Regions from separate parts of the Homo sapiens genome. Here all the other regions are linked to region 1. Evidence: chromatin contacts called from ENCODE Hi-C or POLR2A ChIA-PET data. All regions are on one chromosome and are shown on one strand. The core of a region is the stretch at or near the end of the contact, and the rest is flanking DNA. Distances in the headings are between cores, read along the strand shown.

What was found. A loop is a pair of places that touch in the nucleus more often than their neighbours do. ChIA-PET counts read pairs that join two places held with the same protein, here RNA polymerase II (POLR2A). Pooled maps may share reads with other maps.
Region 2: a pooled map shows a loop between it and region 1 (2.6-fold over the local background). The contact joins two enhancer-like sites. A Hi-C loop is called at or near these places in 1 of 168 maps with a recorded cell type or tissue (mammary epithelial cell), 1 of 37 single-sample maps with no recorded cell type and 5 of 50 pooled maps. POLR2A ChIA-PET finds 5 or more read pairs at or near these places in 7 of 52 experiments (A673, GM12878, H1 and 4 more).
Region 3: a map of mammary epithelial cell shows a loop between it and region 1 (2.6-fold over the local background). The contact joins the promoter of UBXN2A here to the enhancer-like site in region 1. A Hi-C loop is called at or near these places in 2 of 168 maps with a recorded cell type or tissue (esophagus muscularis mucosa and mammary epithelial cell), 14 of 37 single-sample maps with no recorded cell type and 10 of 50 pooled maps. POLR2A ChIA-PET finds 5 or more read pairs at or near these places in 8 of 52 experiments (A673, Caco-2, GM12878 and 5 more).

The regions. Positions count from the first base shown.
Region 1 is chr2:23,824,579-23,828,205 of GRCh38, forward strand. All of the region lies in intron 15 of ATAD2B (ATPase family AAA domain containing 2B), which reads right to left. Among named protein-coding and RNA genes, the nearest start is that of ATAD2B, 100 kb to the right of the region's middle. Within about 2 kb of position 2,378, at least 2 of the 41 ENCODE cell types and tissues checked have a DNase peak (open chromatin) inside an H3K27ac peak, as active enhancers do; they include mammary epithelial cell, where a contact is called at or near this core.
Region 2 is chr2:23,890,023-23,893,680 of GRCh38, forward strand. All of the region lies in intron 2 of ATAD2B (ATPase family AAA domain containing 2B), which reads right to left. Among named protein-coding and RNA genes, the nearest start is that of ATAD2B, 35 kb to the right of the region's middle. RefSeq lists an enhancer at 2,018-2,147. Within about 2 kb of position 2,034, at least 7 of the 41 ENCODE cell types and tissues checked have a DNase peak (open chromatin) inside an H3K27ac peak, as active enhancers do.
Region 3 is chr2:23,938,262-23,941,941 of GRCh38, forward strand. It overlaps UBXN2A (UBX domain protein 2A), which reads left to right and starts at 2,202. Exons shown (of 7, transcript NM_181713.4): 1 at 2,202-2,387. RefSeq lists silencers at 2,012-2,207, 2,069-2,168, 2,229-2,708 and an enhancer at 2,839-2,948.

The sequences.
Region 1 (3,627 bases), core at 1,128-3,627:
TCCACTGATTTTCCACATTAATTTTCTTTTTTTAGTTTAAAATGACTGATAATCTAAGGGTTATACCAACATAAGGTATTATTTATTACCCATGTTTAATGTATGATACAATCAAACAACAGATCAAGCCCCACTGTTTTTAAGTCATTTCATTCATCTGAGTAACAAATACATACAAAAACACATGCTCTGTTGCATCCTTGTCACAAAAAGGAAGAAAAGCTCAAACTAGCCATATTGTTTTCCCTGTTGGCAATTAAACTTGCATTTGGCCACAATTATCAGTTATGCCAGTAGGGGGAACCATTCCAATAGTTATAGAATATTAGACCCTAACTAAGCTTCAACAAACAATACCAGGTTTATTTTTATTTTATTTTTGGGAGACAGCATTATCGCTCTGTTGCCCAGGCTGAAGTGCAGTGGGTGATCATGGCTCACCGCAGCCTTGACTTCCTGGGCTCAAGAAATCCTTCTGCCTCAGCCTGCTGAGTAGCTGAGACTACAGTGTGTGCCATCACATCAGGCTAATTTTTTTTTTTTTTTTTTTTTGTAGAGATAGGGGTCTCACTTTGTCCAGGCTGGTCTCAAACTCCTAGCCTCAATCCTCCTGCCTCACCCTCCCAAAGTGCTGGTATTACAGGCATGAGTCATCACACCTGGCCTATTTATCTTTTTATACCTCACAATGACCTTATAGAACACTTAAATACTGAACTAAAAATGGTGATTACTAAGAAAAACCTATTCAAAGTTAGGGAAAAACTTAATATGACCTAGAAGAACTTAATTCAGAAGACTATAAGCAGATTACGCATTAACATTGTTCCATGACAGTGATCTATCTCACAAATAATTCTTCAGATAACCAAATTTACCACTAGTGTCTCGTTTTATTTTCTATTTCTCAAAGAAACCTGGAAAAAAATTATCTTTTCCTTTTGCATATATACCCATTTCATTAATTCAATAATGTATAGAACACTAGCTCAAAGTTATAAAGAGTTAACAAAGTAATCTAAGTATATGATTATAGAATGTGAATTATGTCTTCCATTTCCGAGGAAATAGGAATATACTACCATCTTCAAACAACATAAACAATCACGTTTCTATTTCTTCTTTAAAAGGATATACACAGTTAATGAACATATTATATGGTCCTATTTTAAGTGCAAAAGCCTAAGTTTAAAAAAATTAAAACTCAGAAACTATTAGGCAAAACAAATAATTAGCCACTAGAAGGCATTTTAGGTAGTAAATGTTACCCATAACATTTATGTTTGCCACAACATGTTAATTACATATATAACAGCAATGTATTATTTATTGATTTATTCCAGACAAAGAAATGATCAATAGACCCCATTTAATGAAGTAGATTTTCACATTAATTATTATAACCAACAGACTTATAAAGAAGGAAATTTTTTTACATTCGCTTATAAGTAAGAATTACCAGTTTATATCTGTGGTTCTCACCTTGATTATCCATCTGAATAAACACTGAAACTGAAACAAAAAAAAACAGATTCCCAAGCCCCACAATAAACCCAGTGAATCAGAATCTCTGGGGGCTTGAAATCATATGTGCATTTCAAGAAAGCTTTAGAAGTGACTCTGATACACACAAAATTGAGAACTACTGATTTAACATACTTCCTTCTAAAACTTTAAAATTGCATCATAACCATGGCTAAATGGGTTATACTTAGGGTAACCACATGTGCTGGTTAGGCCTCTTGTCCTGTCATAATAGCACATCTTTTCACTCTCAAAGCGTCCTTGTTTAGAAAATAAATAATATGATCATTCTAGTAATACTGAAAATATACTACAGCCTTTTAGGCGTTAAAAGTTAATATTAAAGAAATTATAAACATCCCTTTCATAACCATACTAAATCTACCATTACAATTCTAATACTCTGTGAACACATTTAGTTATCAAATAAAGAGCATTCCTGAATACTGCTATTAAGCTAGAAATTGTTCTAAAAAGACTGAAAATACAGCTACTAAAGAGGTTAGACTAGAAACAAGGTCATAACAAAATTTTATAAAGTTTTAAGTACAGCATCACACATAATGAAGGCCCACAAGATAAGTCACTTCATTGAGACTCTTTCATTGTTTTAGCCCTCTCATTGAAAATGGAATAGAAAAATATGATTAGAGTTGAGTGTTTCATTAATCATAAGTTTCCTACTATTTATGCAAATGTTCCTGATATCAATGTATGTTGAGTTTTTCACTATGCAAAAATCACACCCAATATGCATGCAAAAACCTCTAAGAACTTGGGAATTTCAAGGTAAAAGTTACCAAATCCATAACCTCTAACAAAAGGTCAGCTATCTTCACAGCTGTTCATCATACTCTATGAGGCATAAATTTCAATGAACTGAACCTATTCATGTTAAAACATGTTTGGCATACACAGACTAGTGAGTTTGTAATGGATTTAAAATTACTATTTCACGCCCGTTTGAAGATCTGAATTTGATTTTTTTTTTAATGTGAACCGGTTTCTCAGATGGAATGAATGTCATAACAAAAAACAGAAGTCATTTAATTATAATGGATTTTTATGTCACTGTCCAGGAAGAAAATGGTATATAAGCAGAGTCTGCACACATACTACCACCCCACAGAGGGGAGGGAAAAAAGGTAAGAGAAATTTATCAGTCCTGTAAGAAATTATACCATGAAAATTTTAAAACTTAAGAAACTGCCTAAAAGCTAAAAAAATCACTGGGAAAAATGAGAAGTATTGTCTTTGGAAATGCAAAAGGAAACTAAGATTCTAATATTTGGGGTGAAGAATTAAACTAGAGTATATAATATTTCAGATGGTAGACAGTATAATAGAAAGTAATTTAGAGTACCTATCTCTTAGGGAATTTCCAAAATGATTTGACAACTTGACTTCTGCTTATTTCAGTTAAGGATCATTCTGTGACAAATTCACAGAAAAATCTACAAAGATTTCCCAGTCCGATCTGAACTCTAGTAAAATATCATCATAAATAAAAGGGGTCTATTTTCAAAAAGGGAAAAGACTGGATTTTATACCAAATACCACCCTCTCCCATAAAGCAGCACAAGGCTTTGCAAAGGTCAAGCCAAATTTACATGAAATGTGTTTGGCGCATGCTCTCTTATACCAGGCAAAGCTTAAACTGAAGTAGTGCTGGAGAGATTTACGTTTTCTCCTCACCAGAAGATGTCGAGGTCTTTGTGGTTCAAAAGCTGAGGGATGCTGCTTCGGAGATGGAGGTCCCTGTGGATGAAGAGGATAATTTGGATGTAGCTAACTGAATGGACTAATGTTCTATTTAAGTTTTAATTATTTGATGGTGGATCACAATGATTTTTTAAATTAAGTTGTTCTTTTTGGCTTTGGTAACTTTAAAGTTTTCCCAAGTAAGCTGTTGTTAGTGGACTTATTTGGGGGATTTCTTCATAATGCTTAAAAAGTTCATGAAGATTGGGTTTTTTTTTTTTTATTTATATTTTTCAGAGTATGAGAGGAAAACAGACAAAAGAGGGGGAAAGAATGAAGGAGAAATACCTATGTGTATATTCAGGTGCCTAACATTGTATTCCTTTTTATTTCAGACCTAAT
Region 2 (3,658 bases), core at 784-3,283, 65 kb after region 1:
GCTAACACGGTGAAACCCCATCTCTACTAAAAATACAAAAAAATCAGCCAGGCGTGGTGGCAGGCACCTGCAGTCCCAGCTACTCGGGAGGCTGAGGCAGGAGAATGGCGTGAACCTGGGAGGTGGAGCTTACAGTGAGCCGAGATCGCGCCACTGCACTCCAGCCTGGGTGACAGAGCGAGACTCCGTCTAAAAACAAAAAATAAATAATAAATAACAAAAAACAAAACAAAAAAAACCCTCATACTACTACGCATCTTCAGATTGTCAAAAAAATAACAACAAAAATCTAGCCCCCCCGCCTTTCCTCTAGAAAACAACAAAAAAAATACCTTTACCTAATATACTATCTTGGAGAAAATTTCATTTTTAGCACCACTGTATACAATGCACATGATTCTCCAGGTATATGAGTGTGACTATAAAGTAACTAAATGGATGTAATACAGGTATTCTTACAACGTTGTCATTACACAATGCATTCCTGGAATTCTTAAGAATCACTCTCAAAATCCACTTAAAACCACACAGAAAAACCAACTTTATTACTTCATAAATATACTTTGTCTTTAGACCCAACAAAGCATTAACTCAGCTTGATCAGTTTATTCACAAGTCTTGGCACCAAATGAATTCTGACTATATACAAAGCCAAATGGTTGGAATTTCACATCACTTGAATTGTTCAAAAGAATAAGATGCAGACCCTAAAGTCATTCCACAAAAGAAATCTAAAACTTTTCAGAACAATGGTAACATCATTGGGGAAAAAAGCACAATAAGCTTTTTGTCTGCTCTAAAGAAGACAATGCTTACTTGGCTTTTATTACTAATGAAAGATCTGTTTTAAGAAAAAATCTTTAAAAACTTGTTCTTCAATTGATCCAATGACCTTATAGTCATAGATTATTGTCATCATCATCTTTATAAAAGGGAGACTGAAAAAGGAGACACGACATGAAATACATGAGTATATTAAAAGATTTAATATACTGAGATTTTTTTTTTTTTTTTTTGAGGTGGAGTCTTGCTCAGCCACCCAGGCTGGAGTGCAGTGGTGCGATCTTGGCTCACTGCAACCACCATCTCCCGGGTTCAAGTGATTCTCTCATCTCAGCCTCCCGAGTAGCTGGGATTACAGGCACCCGCCATCATGCCCAGCTAATTTTTGTATTTTAGTAGAGACAGGGTTTCACCATGTTGGCCAGGCTGATCTTGAACTCCTGACCTCAGGTGATCCACCCGCCTTGGCCTCCCAAATTGCTAAGATTACAGGCGTAAGCCACCACGCCCAGCCTACACTGAGATTTTGTAAGGGTTAGCCTGCTTAAACGTATATGCCTAAAAGTTTCTGTATTATATGAATGTTCTCAAAAGTTGTTCACTTAAATTGAGTGGGTAGCTATTTTTTGAAAAGAAGGAAGGTGGGTTGGAGATTTTTTTCCCTGTATCGTTTCCTGAATTTTTATTTATTATTTATTATTTTTTGAGGGGACAGAGCCTCACTCTGTCGCCCACGGTGGAGTGCAGTGGCTCTATCTTGGCTCACTGCAACCTCCGCCTCCTGGATTCAAGCAATTCTCATGCCTCAGCCTCCCAAGCAGTACAGGCGTGCACCACCACACCTGGCTAATTTTTGTATTTTTAGTGTAGACAGGGTTTCACTATGTTGGCCAGGCTGGTCTCCAACTCCTGACCTCAGATGATACCCCCCCGCCCCGACCCCCACCTCAGACTCCCAAAGTGCTGGGATTACAGGCGTGAGCCGCTGCACCTAACCCTGTTTCCTGAATTTTTAAATGGAACCAGTTTCACTTTGCATTAGGTGATTATTACGTTAGAACTTTCTACAGCTTTAATTATCTGGGGCACACGCTATTGCAATATCAGACTTAAAAATCATACTTATTCTCCCTTTCCCATATAAACTCAAGGCATTTAATGATTTATGAGGGTTATAAACCTCAATTCAAAAAAGCCCAAGTTCTGACAGACGTCACTTAACCACTACCACTCCTCAATTCTAATATGCCTCAGCAGTCCACATAGGTGGTTATACTTCTGCCTCACCTCACTACTTCCTCATTACCTAACCACAAAAGGAAACTTTCAAGCATGCTACATTTCAGTACACAATAAATCTTTTTTTTCTTTTTCTTGAGACGGAGTCTCGCTCTGTGGCCCAGGCTGGAGTGCAGTGGCGCGATCTTGGCTCATTGCAAGCCCCGCCTCCCTGGTTCACGCCATTCTCCTGCCTCAGCCTCCTGAGTAGCTGGAACTACAGGCACCCGCCACCACGCCTGGCTAATTTTTTGTATTTTTTAGTAGAGACGGGGTTTCACCGTGTTAGCCAGGATGGTCTCTATCTCCTGACCTCGTGATCCGCCCGCCTCGGCCTCCCAAAGTGCTGGGATTACAGGCGTGAGCCACTGCGCCCGGTTTTTTCTTTTCTTTTTTTTTTTTTTTTAAGACAGAGTCTCACTCTGTCATCCAGGCTAGAGTGCAGTGGTACGATCTCAGCTAACTGCAACCTCTGTCTCCCAGGTTCAAGCAATTCTCGTGCCTCAGCCTCCCAACTAGCTGGGTACAGGCACGCGCCGCCTTGCTTAGCTAATTTTTGTATTTTTAGTAGAAATGGGATTTCACCATGTTGGCCAGACTGGTCTCCAACTCCTGGCCTCAAGTGATCCACCACCCTTGGCCTCCCAAAGTGCTGGAATTACAGGCGTGAGCCACCACACCCAGCCAAGTGTACAGTAAGTCTTATGAAAATTTCAATTTGTCTGTATCTTAGAGTATGCGTATTATTCTAGATATATATCAGGTTAAATAAATGACTAGTAGCTAAATAAATATCCGCTGACCAAAAAAGTCAATAAAATAGCATCTGTACTCACAGTATTTGTAAGCTACAACATCTATCTATATTAGTATGTATATTTGGGAATTTCTATATACAATATAAAAACTATATATTAAAAAATATTTTTGACCAAAAACATCCTATTTTACTAAAAGTATCAATCATTAAAATTCTGTTGATACACTTGGGCCTTTAAACCCAGGTTTCACCCCAAAAGAAAACTCATAATCTATCTCAAATCACTTAGGAAGATTCAGAAGTTCTAGGTCCACTTTTATCTCTATCTTCATCCAATTACCTAACTCTAAAATGGAAATTTATTTTGCCAATTAACAGTAATTTATTTAACGACCTTAGTGGTCTTTGCAAAGTTCTTTAGAATTCATTATTTTTCATAGCTAATACTAATTCTTATCTGTATTCAATTTTCCTCCATATGAATTATTATTTCTAACAAATTATTTTTTGTGAAAGGACTTCAATAAGTTTACCTTAGATGCTCATAAGAGTTTAGATTACCAAAATAAAGGAATCAAGATTCTCAGGTTCATGACATAAAAACAAATACAAGCCTTCAAGTAATTCTTAATTTTTTGTACTTATATTATCTCAAAATCTAAAATATTTTTAACTACAAGTTTTCCTTAAAATTAAATTCTATTGAATCTAATAGGTCAAATTGCATTTTATTTTCAGGTCATCTGAAACATCAAAAGATTTTAATTCTAAAAGTTTAACAGTTACTCAGACTCCTAGATGAATAAACTAAAAAAAAAAAAAACTTTTTTTTTTTTT
Region 3 (3,680 bases), core at 952-3,451, 110 kb after region 1:
TCAAGACCAGCCTGACCAACATGGTGAAACCCTGTCTCTACTAAAAATACAAAAATTAGCTGGGCATGGTGGTGCATGCCTATAATCCCAGCTACTTGGGAGGCTGAGGCAGGAGAATCACTAGAACCTGGGAGGCGGAGGTTATAGTGAGCCGAGATCATGCCATTGCACTCCAGCCTGGGCAACAAGAGCAAAACTCCATCTCAAAAAAAAAATTGAAGGTATCAATACTCCTCAAATTGATCTACCAATTCAAAGCAATCCCTGTCAAAATCCCAGTGGCCCCCCCCTCCCTTTTTTTTTTTTTTTAACAGCAATGGAAAAGCTGAGCTAAAATTCATACAGAACTGCAAGCGACAAAACAATCTTGAAAAAGAGGAGCAAAGTTGGAGGACTCAAACTTCCTGATTTCTATACAGCTACTATACAGCTGTATACAGCTACTATACAGCTACAGTAATCAAAATAGTATGGTACTAGCATAAAGATAAGATACATAATCAATGGAATAGAATTGAGAGTACAGAAATAAATTTATACATCCATGGTCAATTGATTTTTGACAAGGGAAGAATCCTCTCTTCATTAAATGGTGCTGGGACCAAAAAATCGGAAGAGCTCTCACAGAATGGTCAAAGAAAAGTCTCTTTGCCTAATGGGATCAATTTAACTCCTTATTGTGCTTCAACAGACACGGTCTCATGAGCAGTGAGATTTGAACTCACCACAGGCTCCCAAAATCACTGAACAGGAGATGAGGGAGGTGGTGGTGGGGGGAACGGCATGGGCCTGTAGGTGAGGATCAATCTCAATCTGAGTCCCCGCACTAAAGACTTACAAATAAATCCCGATTTAGGCAAACCGAGACTTTATTCGGAAAGGATTATTGCAACAGGGGGGAAAAGGACTATTGCAATAAGGGTGGAGAACTATTGCAATAGGAAGAAGGACTGTTGCAATTGGGAGAATGCTGGACTATAAAATAAAAAACAAATCTGGATATACGTAAGGAGAGAGTTCAGTGGAAGAGATCCAAGAAAAGGGAAAGAAACTATTGCAACTGAGAGTGGGGATTGGGGGAGGCTACAGCAACCGGGAGAACTCTCCAACCATGAGATCTGCAGCGATCTCCTGGGTCAGGCAGAAAAGGGCTTTCCTTTTACAGAGATGAGTGAACAGGGCTAGAAAGACCCGGGTGTGGGGAAGTGGGGAGAAGACTGGAGGTGGCAGCGATGAGACTATACAGAGACTGTTTCCCTGGGGTCCGTCTATTTTCAGGCGGTGGATGAGGAGGGCTGCTCGCTGGCTGCGGCTGAGGCTCGGTCACCGTGTAGAGAGGCCCAGGGAGAGCTGCTTCACTCAAGTCCTGTCAAGTCAAGGCAGCCGGGATTTGTCCACATCGTGAGTACAGGCAGGTCAGCTAACTATTTGCGAGGCGAAGAACTGGAATTTAGAGGGTCTGGGCCTGACCTTGTCACAGCTAACGACGGGGGCATCCTTGAGTCCTGACAAAGTCACATGCGGAAGGGCGGTTGCGTGTAGTAAGTCCTTTTAGGAACACAAAGGGGCCGGGCGCGGTGGCTCACGCCTGTAATCCCAGCACATTGGGAGACCAAGGCGGGCGGATCACCTGAGGTCAGGAGTTCAAGACCAGCCTGGCCAACATGGTGAAACCCCGTCTCTACTAAAAATACAAAAATTAGCCGGGCGTGCTGGCAGGCGCCTGTAATCCCAGCTACTCCGGAGGCTGAGGCAGGAGAATCGCTCGAATCCGGGAGGCGGAGGTTGCGGTGAGCCAAGATCGCGCCATTGTATTCCAACCTGGGGGACAAGAGCGAGATTTAGTCTCAAAAAAAAAAAAAAAAAAAGGTGGGTGGGGGTTTCTTCAACTTCGTTGTCCACAGGGCTCAGGTCAAGTTCAACATTGTCAGAATGCAGGGATGTCTCTCCATGGTTTCTGAGGCTGAGGAGGTACCCAGGTAAGCACACTCTGGGTTCTCTGGTGAGCACACACCGAGCTGCCTGCATCTCCCCTACCCATGAAGGCAGCTAGCCGCCGGGCCAGTGGTGGGAAGGGGAGGCGGCCATTAGCGCCGTTCCCGCCGGGACTTGAAGCGCCCGGCCGCGGCAAGCCCCGCCCTCGGCGCGCCCCCGCGTCCGCGCGCGCTCCTCGGGTCTGCGCGGAGCCGGCGTCGGCGCGCGCTTGGGCGCCTGGCGAAGACCGAGAGAGGCTGGCGGGATCTCAGCGGCGCGGCCGCGGAACCTGAGGCGGTCTGGGGCGGCGGCGCTCCGGCTCTGAAGGGCTCCAGCCAAACGGAGCCCGCGGCCAAACGGTGCCTGCGGTGCCTGAGCTGAGTGAGGCCGAGGCCGGGAGGCCGTGCCCGGAGGTGAGCGTCCCGGGGCCGCGCCGCGTCCGGCGGGGTGAGGGCGGGGCGGGGCGGTCGCCTGCCGGCTGGGGCCGAGGGGTCGCGGCCTGTGGCTTGGCCGCCGCGGATCGTCGGTGTCGGGGGGAGTCTCGCTCCGGAGGGCCGCGTGTTTGCGACTCGGGAAGGGGCGCCGGCGGCGGAGCCCGAGCCAGGGTCCCGCCCAGCCCAGGTGAGCGGCGACCCCGAGCCCCTGACTCGCCTGCGGCTTGACTTGCGAGCTAGCTGAAGGCACAGCTCCTGGTTCTCTCGCAGGGCGTTCCGAAACTTACAGTTATGCGCAACACAATGTTTCTATTTTCAAAGGCGAACGCTGCACGATCGCAGTCCAGTGATACAAAGTATGCCTATTAGTGACTTCACCCGACTCCCACCACTCACTTTCTCTGATGTTTTGAAGGCCTGGTGTTCGCTGATTTCACGTTTCCTTAATTTCTTCTTTGTGCCTTTTTTTTTTCCTTTTCGCTGCCAGTAATAAAAGAGTTTATTACTTGTCAGCAATGATGAATGTTCGTGTGGCATCCAGCGTTGAGTTCCTATGTACGTAATTTGAGATAAGTAAAGATAGGAAACTGCTGATTTGTTTTGATGCGAATGCAGAAAATAATGTGGTAGTATGAAGTCTGGCCGGTTGCAGTTTGTTTTTAGGGGGGAAACTTTAAAAGTTCATGTTGTGTCTTCTTTCTAAATATGCTGAAAGTCGGATTTATTTAAAAGGCAATTAAATTCAGTGAATACAGAGTATCTTTTTATAACACTAATGTTAGTGCTAGGCACTGGCGGAGTCCAAAAATGTGTAAAAAATGTGTGCAGGAGGGAGTGGTTAAGCACACTAATGATATGAGGCTGACTGCAGTCCAGTGTTAATGGAAGCTCACACTTACTGAGCAGTTGTTTTCAGCTGGGCACTGTGGAGGGTACTTTACTTGCATTTTAATTTAATAATGTATAATAATTAGCATACACTTGATTTAATTTTTTTCATTCAAAAAAATTTTAGTACCTACTGTGTACTGAATGCTAAGGATACAATAGTGACAATTACAGACTCTGCCTTTAGACTCTACAGTGTCATTGGGCAAAACAGATATTAAGCAAATAATCAGGGCCCGGAGCGATGGCTCACGCCTGTAATCCCAGCACTTTGAAAGGCTGAGGTGGGCAGATCACCTGAGGTCAGCAGTTCTAGACCAGCCTGGCTAACATGGTGAAACCCCGTCTCTCTCTACTAAAAATACAGAAATTAGCTGGGCGTGA